Linked DNA regions of Homo sapiens: region 1 is linked to region 2. Evidence: chromatin contacts called from ENCODE Hi-C or POLR2A ChIA-PET data. All regions are on one chromosome and are shown on one strand. The core of a region is the stretch at or near the end of the contact, and the rest is flanking DNA. Distances in the headings are between cores, read along the strand shown.

What was found. Hi-C counts contacts between places; a loop is a spot of excess contacts on that map. ChIA-PET counts read pairs that join two places held with the same protein, here RNA polymerase II (POLR2A). Pooled maps may share reads with other maps.
Region 1: a loop to region 2 is called in a pooled map, with 4 times the contacts of the local background. The contact joins two enhancer-like sites. A Hi-C loop is called at or near these places in 1 of 168 maps with a recorded cell type or tissue (Caco-2), 1 of 37 single-sample maps with no recorded cell type and 7 of 50 pooled maps. POLR2A ChIA-PET finds 5 or more read pairs at or near these places in 1 of 52 experiments (OCI-LY7).

Annotation. Positions count from the first base shown.
Region 1 is chr9:115,033,707-115,038,757 of GRCh38, forward strand. It overlaps TNC (tenascin C), which reads right to left. Exons shown (of 28, transcript NM_002160.4): 20 at 4,555-4,674; 21 at 2,392-2,535; 22 at 1,498-1,628. Among named protein-coding and RNA genes, the nearest start is that of TNC, 82 kb to the right of the region's middle. RefSeq lists an enhancer at 1,680-2,879. Within about 2 kb of position 1,310, at least 9 of the 41 ENCODE cell types and tissues checked have a DNase peak (open chromatin) inside an H3K27ac peak, as active enhancers do.
Region 2 is chr9:114,892,206-114,897,151 of GRCh38, forward strand. It overlaps a transcript of TNFSF8 not described here. Among named protein-coding and RNA genes, the nearest start is that of TNFSF8, 36 kb to the right of the region's middle. RefSeq lists an enhancer at 1,633-2,832. Within about 2 kb of position 2,771, at least 11 of the 41 ENCODE cell types and tissues checked have a DNase peak (open chromatin) inside an H3K27ac peak, as active enhancers do.

The DNA of each region.
Region 1 (5,051 bases), core at 60-2,559, 140 kb after region 2:
ATCTCTACTTGCTTCTAAAACCCACTAAAAAGAGAGCAAGAGAATGTAAGGTATAAATCCATGAAGATGAGGGGAATGGGAGAGGAGACAGCAACAGGTGTGCCAGAAACTTGGTAGATAGAAAGTGAGTGGTAGAGAGACCATGGAGGGGAATGAATGAAGAAGGCTGAGGTTAACTAAGGAGCATGGGCAGAGCTAGTCAGAGGCTGCTTGGTGCAAGTCACAGAGTCCAGCAAGTTCAGTAAAGGAATGTGTACAAAAGCAGAGATGTCTTTAAAGGCCAATGTGGAGTGTGGTTGAACAAAGGTTTGGTTTGTTTAGAAGCTTTTTTGTAAGAAACAGACTCTAAGATCTCCTCATTCCCTCCAACAGTCTAAATGACTGCCCTTTCCCATTCAGATGGTAGGCTGAGGTTTACTCTCTGGAAAGGTTGAGCCAGAGAGGAAGTCCGGATTCAAATCCACCAGGCTCAGCCTTCAAGGAGGCCGAGGTGCTACACTGGAAACATAATAAGATGAAAGTTTGTACACAGTGAGAGGCCAGGTTTTATGGCACTGTTATTTGGGGGTCCCCCAAGAAAACTGTGGGTACTTGCCCAATCATTCTGCAGGGAGCCACAAAGTTGACAAGCCCTGCCTGAGCTAACTCCCTATTAGCTCTTTCATTCCTAGTTCAAATACAAAAAGACAGACCATGATCAACAGACATTGGGTGGATGTCTCCAACATGAAAGACAGAAACCCAAACCAAACCAAACTCAACAACAGCAGCAAAACAAAGAAACTTGTAACAAACACTGTGCAGGATATAGAATAAAATACCAGCAACATATTCTTAGAGATAAAGAGATGATGATATAGGAAGCACAAACAAAATGCCAGAAAAAGATCAATGTGTGGAGAACAAGCAAAAGATCTTGGAAATATAAAGTGAGATAACCAAAATGAAAAATTCAATAACAAGTTTGGAAGGTAAAGTTTAGGAAATCTCCTTCGCTTGTTTGAAGATCTAAAGTTATTTCAAATTAAAAGGTAAAAGAAAGAAAATTCTTGGGTAGCGAATATAAATAATATAAACACTGGATAAAAATGGTATTAACAGTTGATATCATAAGAACACGGTGAAACATATTACAATATATAATATAAAGATACCATCTGTGAGATAATACATATGGCAAACATGCAGAGAAACCTTTTGGCCTTTGTTCAACAAAATATTAAAGGATCAAGATTCCAGCTCCTAAAATGTCCTCAAGTCTTGTAAGCAGTGGTTCTTGATCTTGGCTGCCTATCAGAACTGGAGTCTGGTTAAAATGAAAGAGGCTGGAGAGTATGATTCAGAAGGTCTGGCATGCCATCCAGTCTCTACTAATTTTTTTTTTCAGCTCCCCAGATGCACTGGGGTAGAAAAACAGCATCAGGTAATTCTTCCATACTTTGAAGATCATGCAAATGCTTCAACTAGCATTGAGGAGTTGTTATATACTTAAAATACCTTGACTGTGCCATCCACTGATTCATAGACCAGCAGGTAACCGGTGACTGATGCCCGGGGGGGTCGCCAGGTAAGGAGGGCAGTTTCCGACTGAACCTCAGTAGCAGTCAAGTCTCTTGGAGAATCGAGGTCTGGAGAAGACAGGATGATTAATATCGGATAAGATCAGCAAATGTAGGGCAGAAATTCGGGCTGGGTATCAAGAAGACTGGGTTCAAGTCCTTTCCCTACCACTGAACTACGTGACCTTTGGCAAGAACTTCCTCTGTATAAATAAGGTGGTTGAGCCAGATGATCTCCAAAGACAAATTCTCTATGGTTTATCTCATCCTAAGGGCTGGATGTTTCTAACTGGCCTTGGTTGGATTTAGAGAGAAGTATACAGCTGTGAACATCATTATCAAGCCCCTTGTTTCTAAGTAAGAGGATGGATGAATGCTAATATCAATACTCACCCTGACAGAGAGGATGGTTCCTCTGTTTCCCTGCTTGCTATAGTTTGTAAAAAGCTCTCAATGTATAGAAACCTAACAAACATCTAGGAAAAATTGCCTAAAAAATATGCCTCTTCAAAAATATTTTCCTGCCTGGAACGTGGATCATTAAATACTAGGTTTAGGGCCAGTGGGAACTGTTTTTCCACTTACAAAGCCCTCCTCTTAAAATCTTTTCCTTCCCCGTGGGGAGACCAAGGTCATTTCAGTTCAAAAGGAAATAGTGTGTTTCTTCAGGCCTTGACTGAGTGGGCACTGGTGAATTTAAGTGATGCTGATGTAATCACATTGCAAGGCCCTGACTTAAGAAAGAAGAACTGGCTAGCGGTTCCTGTTTAAGATGCAGGCTGTGGGTGGGCACCCCAGAAGGGAGAGCTTCCAGCTCTCAGTGTCTTTGTACCTGTTGTGAACTTGGCAGTGATGGTTGAGCTCTTCTGGGGCCCTTTCTCTGCAAAGATTCTCAGTGTGTATTCCGTGGCAGGCTCGAGGTCGGTCAGAGCATACTCCACTGTGTTCCCGGACACCGTGCGTGTAATTTCTGGCACTAAACATGAAATACACATACCAAGGCAGTCACCTCTCACTGTCTGAGCCATGAGTGGGCTTGGCAAACCACATACACACCTCCTTCGAACATCGAAACTTTCAGTGACCCTGCGGAAAAGCAGGTCTGATTTCTGAAATGACTCACGCTCTCTTTCTCTCTCTTGAGCACTCACCTCATACGTAAAGGATTTCTCATATGGAGACTTAATTTTTCCAGGCCCCAAATCAGAAGGAAGGGGAACTGGGGGTCAGGAGATTTTTTTCCCACATGGTACTGGCTGGAATCGCTTTGCCACTGAGACCGAGGTAGAGGACGGTCGGAGGGGACATCCCCAAGCCTGCTGCCCATGCTTAATTTGTCCTGATGCATGCTCTCCTCTCTTTGTCACTTTTTCACATGCCCTTTTATAATTTACTAAGTGTCATCAAGTCATTAGGCTGAGGGGTCACAAAAACTGGACAGCAGTAGCTGCACCAGAGCCTGGCCACTATCTCTCAGGCCTGCTGGGTCATGTCCAGTGGTGGAAAGCAATACTGATCACATTGCTTGGGGGCATGTGTTTATTTCCTATTCACAGGTGACCAACCATCCTGGTTTGCCAGGGACTGCGGGATTTCCTAGGTGTGGAACTTCTGGTGCTAAAACTGAGACAGTACCAGGCAAGCGGGGACAAGTTGGTCAACTTACCTCATCATTTGTGAGCACCACCCCCTCTTCTGAACCAAGCCCCTTGTTTGCCCTGAATCTACAATCTCCATGGTTCCCATGAACTATACCTGATTCATTTTAGGTGCAACACCATCTTTCCTGACTCAGAAGAGTTTGCTCACAGGGACTATTTAAGAATTAAAGAGTAAAAAGAATAAACCCAACATCCCTCCTCCCCATCAGTTCCCCACCCCTACCTGTGCTCTGTCCTCAAAAAGACCTCTCTTAGTTGGTTACCATAACTGAATGAAAATTTTCAGAGGCTCCAGGCACAGACGCTGGTGCCTGCTCATATTGTCACTGAGAGCAAAACAATACCAAACCATAAAATATGAAACTTACCTATACCTGGAAATTGAAATTACACAATTATTTCTAGAGTAGCTCATTACAAAATGGAGGGGTTCATTGAAAAGCACTCTCTCTTTCTCCAGTCTCTTACTTATATTTGATTTTACTTTCTGGCAGCTGTAGTTTGCTGGTGCTCTAAACAAGTGTTTAATCTGTCAACTGGGTACATTAGCACTGATGGTTGCCAAACAAGAAAACATTTCTGTTTTATTTATTTATTTATTTTTTATTTTTATTTTTTTGAGACAGAGCCTCCCTCTCTCACCCAGGCTGGAGTGCAGTGGTGCGATCTCGGCTCACTGCAGCCTCCGCCTCCCAGGTTCAAGCAGCTCTCCTGCCTCAGCCTGCCGAGTAGCTGGGACTACAGGCATGCACCACTATGCCCAGCTAATTTTTGTATTTTTAGAAGAGACGAGGTTTCACCATGTTGGCCAGGCTGGTCTCAAACTCCTGGTCTCAAGTGATCCACCTGCCCTGGCCTCCCAAAGTGCTGGATTACAGATGTAAGCCACTGTACCTGGCTTAAAATTTCAGACTTTTTAATTAAATCTGCTAAAACTAGCTTCTTTTGTGGTCTCTGAAAAGTTGAGACTGCTCAGTATGGCCTGAAGCGGTCTGGTTAAGATTTTAGATTCTGGTTTTCTTCTTTGTAAAAGATGACAACTGTTTCCTAAACGGGGTGTCTCACACTGGTAGGCAGAGATACTAACAGGAGAGGAGGAATGGGCCAGGAAAACATGTAGAGGCTGGAGATGTATTTTTATTTTTATTTTAAATGACCTACCAGACTCCCTTGAGGTTTCAGTTGGGAGCCACATGAACATTACTGGCCTTTTCAACCTACCCATGCATTTTTATCATCCTGTACCAAATGTGGCAGGGAGAAGAGCGAATGGGAAGAGTTTACAGCAGGAAAGACACTCCTTAGAGTGAGGAGAGACTTGGACAAAACCTTACCTTTCTCGCCTGTGTAGGAGATGACATAACTGTCCACAGTGGCAATGGCTGGCTGCCACCTGGCCAAGGCTTCTGAGTCAGTGATGTTGGCTGTCACCAGGCCAGATGGGCCATCCAGAGCTGCAAAGAAAGATGGTGGACAGGAGGGAAGTCATTGGGTGGGACATCAGACTCTAGCTGCTCTGCTGTCCACACTGCTTATGGAGTCCTGATGTTAGGACAGTGTCAGCTGCATGGAATGGTTCAGAGACCTAAGCCTGGAGCCAGCCTGACCTGGCTTTGAGTAATGACTCCCTCCCTTGCTGGCTCAGTTACTTTGGGCCTCTATATCCTCATGTGTAAAATAGGGATAGTAATTCTGGCTGGTTTCATCTTCAGTGTTATTTTGATTTTTCCATTATATTATGGGTGGAAAGGAGCTGTGTAAACTGAACAAGGCTGAACACATGACAAGAATTATTATTGTTTATATTACTTTCCCCAGAGAAAGAACTTAC
Region 2 (4,946 bases), core at 1,521-4,020:
GAATATTAAAATTATGTCTGATAGTATATTTTCAGAAGTCTGGGTAATTCAGTCTAGAGAATAGCTATATATGAGGTTTTGTGATTTATTAGAATCCACTTAAGTTCCCTTTTTTCATATCCTTCTTTTTTTATTTTTATTTTTTATTTTAGATGGAGTTTCGCTGTTGTTGTCTGGGCTGGAGTGCAATGGCGCAATCTCGCCTCACTTCACTGCATCCTCTGCCTCCTGGGTTCAAGTGATTCTCCTGCCTCAGCCTCCCAAGTAGCTGGGATTACAGGCGTGTGCCACCATGCTTTGCTAATTTTGTATTTTTTTTTTTTTAGTAGAGATGAGGTTTCACCATGTTGGTCAGGCTAGTCTCAAACTCCTGACCTCAAGTGATCCACCTGCCTCGGCCTCCTAAAGTGCTGGGATTACAGATGTGAGCCACTGTGCCCGGCCTCATATCCTTTTAAGGCACCATCTGGTCTCTTCTAAACTCCCTTGAGTGGTTGATTGAAGGAAAACATCTAAGAACAAATAATTTTCTTGGAACAGTACATTCTAAGTCTATATTTTAGAGACATTTTGATTAAAATTATTTTCATTATTATGAAGACATTCAAATCCTCACATGTCTCTGGTTTACTGGTTGTAAAGAAAAAAATCCTCACATCTCTAACCTCCTTATTTTAAAACATGATCTTTTTGGAAGCTATTCCTTTCTCACTGCTTTTGGTGGATTTGCCTCTGAGGCCTTTTCTTTTTTAAGTTTACTACTTCTTCATATTGTTGGATAGATATTATCAAGTCCATGGTCAAAAATCATGCATTAGCCCATGGAATCCCTTAGCACTCAGAGGCATGTTCTATACATGATTCCAACAAAGTTGGTACTCCCCTCTCACAGCTGACAATATTGAAAAGGTCAGATAGACAGTGATCATATGGTTCTCTTTGTGGGAAAATTTATGATGTATGTGTGTGTGTGTGTTGTAAGTGTGTATATCTAAACATACCTGGAGTCACCAGCAATATATAGCAGGTCCATCAGACATTTTCTGTAAACAGCTCCTGGACTCTGGGGCAGCTACTCAACTCTGCCATCACAGCATAAAACCAGCCATAGACTGTACATAAATGAATGAATGTGGCTGTGTTCCAATAAAACTTTATTTACAAAAGTAGGCAGAGTCGCCTGAGGTTGTAGTTTAGTGATCTCAGAATATAGTATAGTTCTAGACAAGAAATCAGAATACCAGGTGCTCCCACTCTCAGTTCTGCTTCTTCCCAGTTGAGTACACAGCTTAGTTCTCTCTTGTACTATTTGAAAGAATAGTGGTGTAAACTTTAAAGCACTATGCAGACATCTAAGATGGTATTCATTTAATCTTTCATTTAATCAAGAAATATATATCAAATGCCTGCTGTGTCAAAAACTTTCCTAGAACAACAAAGTGATTGTAGATAAGAATGAGTCACCTAAACATTGGAAAAGGTACCAATAATGGGCTGTTGCATGATTGTCAGGTTGGGGTCATAGGGTAAGATGACAGCCTGAGAGGTGGGAGTGGGGTTTTCCCCTGAAGGGAATTGATGTTCACACAGTCATACATTTTGGGAAGTGATTAATTCTGGGAAGGAAATGAGTTGGCACTTTGAGTAGGGGGTGGTCAGACTTTTTTCTCTCTCTGGGGCCAGGAAGTATTGGGCCACGATTCCAAATCATGGACAGGTCTAGATGATTCTGTTTGTGGGGGGTGAACCGTTTCCTGGCTATGTCGGTTTAGGCCCAGAGTGACTGGTACCATCAAGTTCATGACTTTCCACTTAGCAGTGACAGTGACCCAGGGTAGAAGCAGTTCTTGTCTGCAGCAACCAGCATCAAGGTTCAGGGTTGTAGAGTTTCAAGGCAGCAGTGTCCCTTCCCAGAGTCCAGGGTAGAGTGTGAATGGTGGAGGATCATGCCACAGTAATCTGGAAGAAAGAATAACTTTACTTTGTAGATATCGGCAGGAGAGATGTGATACATTTTGACGTTGTTGTTACTCAGAAGCCCACAGTTTAGCAGGGAGGCAAATGTACAATCATGCTGTCATAGTGAGTGTAGTAAATTTTTAGACAGAAGTGAGAATATCAAGGTCCAGGTTGCATGTCTAATTTAGCGGAATGGTTCTTGAGCAATAATGTCTGAGTTGAAATTTTATGAATGAGGTCAAATTAACAAGATGTGAATGAAGGGCAAGGACCTTGTGGACAAAGGAATCAGCAGGCACCAGGTCAAGTAGCCTCAGGGTAGTGCAGTGTAGTGTGGTTAGAAATATAGCTCTGGAGCCAAACTGCAGTGGTTACATCTTAGCTCTTCAGCTCATGAGCTGCTGAAACTTAGACATACTTAAGCATTTCTTCGAGCCTCTGTTTCCTCATCTGCAACATGGGAATGGTCATCTCTATCTCATAAGGGTGAGATGCAGTAGACTACAGTATTTGAAGGCTTCCATGTGGTGCCTGAAACCTGGCAAGCAAGCGTTCAGTAAGTGATAGTAATTATATCTATTTACGTAACATAAAGCGGTTTAAGTAAACACATCAAAGTAATGAATGAGGAGGATGAAAAGACCAGATGCAATTGAGGACTGTGTGAGTGTATGAATGTAATGTTGGTGGTAGAAATGAAGCCTCCTTCAGTGTTTTCTTGCTGTTTACTCATCCCATTGTATTGATCCTGTGATGGATTGTGACCTTTCTTCCCTTGAGTACTGTGCCATGCGCTGACTGCATCAGGCCAGCTGGTAAAATGAGACTCATTGTGAGAACGGAAGGCATAGTCAGAATGTCAAGGAGGTTAGGTCATCTGCGTCCCTAGCAATGGAAAGGAAATGATGAAATACTTCAGCTGGTTTTTGTTTGGAGCCTCCTGGTTGTGAAGGAGGATCAGCCTTCAAATCAGCTTGTTCCTGACTAGTTTAGCTGATATCCCTGCCTGGTAATTCCCTCTTCCTGTTGCAAGTGAAATCTAAACATTTCCTGAGTGCTGACTTTGTGTAGGACACTGATTTGGGTGCTGGGATTTGGAGATGGATTCTTCTTGTCTTCTAAGTGCTCATTTCTAAGTGAGAAAAGTGTTCATTTGCAGTGCAATCAGTGCTGCTTCTAGAGAGGCACAGGGAGAGGACCTTGATACTGCATCTCGCAAACAGTCAGTTGGTTATCTAGTCCAGTTTTCCCTGCAGGATGAAACCATCCTTTGAGAGTTGGCCTGACAGAGACCTTTGTTGATCCAATGGCTGGCTTTTCTGAATGCAGATGGGAATAGGCTTCAGTGGATTTGAGGAACTTTCACTTTTCTCAAACTTGCATTGATTCATTTTTTCCTACTCCTCTCCCCAAGGTCTAACTCCTTCACAGACACTGAATATGATAAAATACCCCAAGAGTTGTACACTTTCCAAGCTTATTCTATGTGTTTGTTCTCCCAACAGCTTCCCATTGTACAGCTGAGAAAATTTAAGTTTACAAAGTCCATGTGACTTGCCAAGGTCATAGAGTTAGTAATTGCTTCAGCTCAGATTGAAACTGGCTTCCAGTTGCCAAGGCCACTATTCTTTCCCATCTGCCACCCTCAGACTTGTTTTTTTCTCTTTCCTTGGCTATAGGGAAAGTACAGCCCCCATAGAAGTTTCTAAACTGCATCCAAAGCTTTCAACATGTTGTCCAGATTATTCCTAGTGTTGCCCAATATTCCCAAGGGAGACAGTTGGATCAAAAGCAGTTGTTAAAAATTCAGTGGTGATCATTACAAATGAATACCATCACGTTGACTTGATGGTTTTGTAGTGTTTAGACCCTCACATTTGCATAAGCAGCAGACAAGGAAGACCAAGCCAATTCATGAAAGTCCACTTGGGGGAAACAGAGAAACATAACGGATTACCAGCAATCTTCTCCACTTACCAGAAAAAGTCAACCAACTAGTGTTCTTCAGATTGTAAGGTGCACCTGAATCTCTTGGATCATATTAAAATGCAGATTCTGTTCCAGTTTTTAGGTATGTATGAGATGCCTGCATTTTTAACAAGCTCTCTGGTGATACCAGGCACCAGGACATAACAGCAAAGATTTAAACCACTGACTCTTAATATTTGGCTTAAATTTGGGAGCTTAAAATAATCCTGATGCCTGGGTTCTAAATCCAGAGATTCTAATTTAATTGCTCTAGGAAGTGGCCTGGGATTTCAGGATTCTAAGGTATACCAAGGTTTGATTTAAACTTTCTAGTGTATTTCAAAATATCTAGAAGAGAGGATTTTGAATGTTCTCACCTCAAAGAAATAACTGTTTAAAGTAAGGGATATGTTCACTATTGCACAATGTATACATGTATTGAAATATCACACTGTGCTACCTAAATATGTACACTATTTTTGTGTCAATCAAAAATAAAATAAAACTTAAAAAACTTTCTAAGGTTAATCTCACTATTTCTAATCACAAAATGACTAGAATAGCATATAGATATCTCAGAGATAGGAAGGGTGATGGATTCTACAGCAAATATACCACACCTTGCTCAGAAAAGGGGTTCAATAAAGTAAGCAAAGATTTATTTTTTTTTCCTTCCATGTTCTCAGATGGCACAGGTAGATTCTGCTTTCTAAAAATTTCACCTTTCTCTAATAGGCATTCTTATCTCCTGAGCCCTGAAAATTCTTTTTTTCTTTCTTTTTTTTTGAGATTGAGTTTCACTCTTGTTGCCCAGGCTGGAGTTGCAGTGGTGCAATCTCGGCTCACTGCAACCTCCTTCTCCTGGGTTCAAGCGATTCTCCTGCCTCAGCCTCCCGAGTAGCTGGGATTACAGGCATGTGCCACCACGCCTGGCTAATTTTGATTTTTAGTAGAGACGGGGTTTCTCCATGTTGGTCAGGCTGGTCTCGAACCCCTGACCTCAAGTGATCCACCCACCT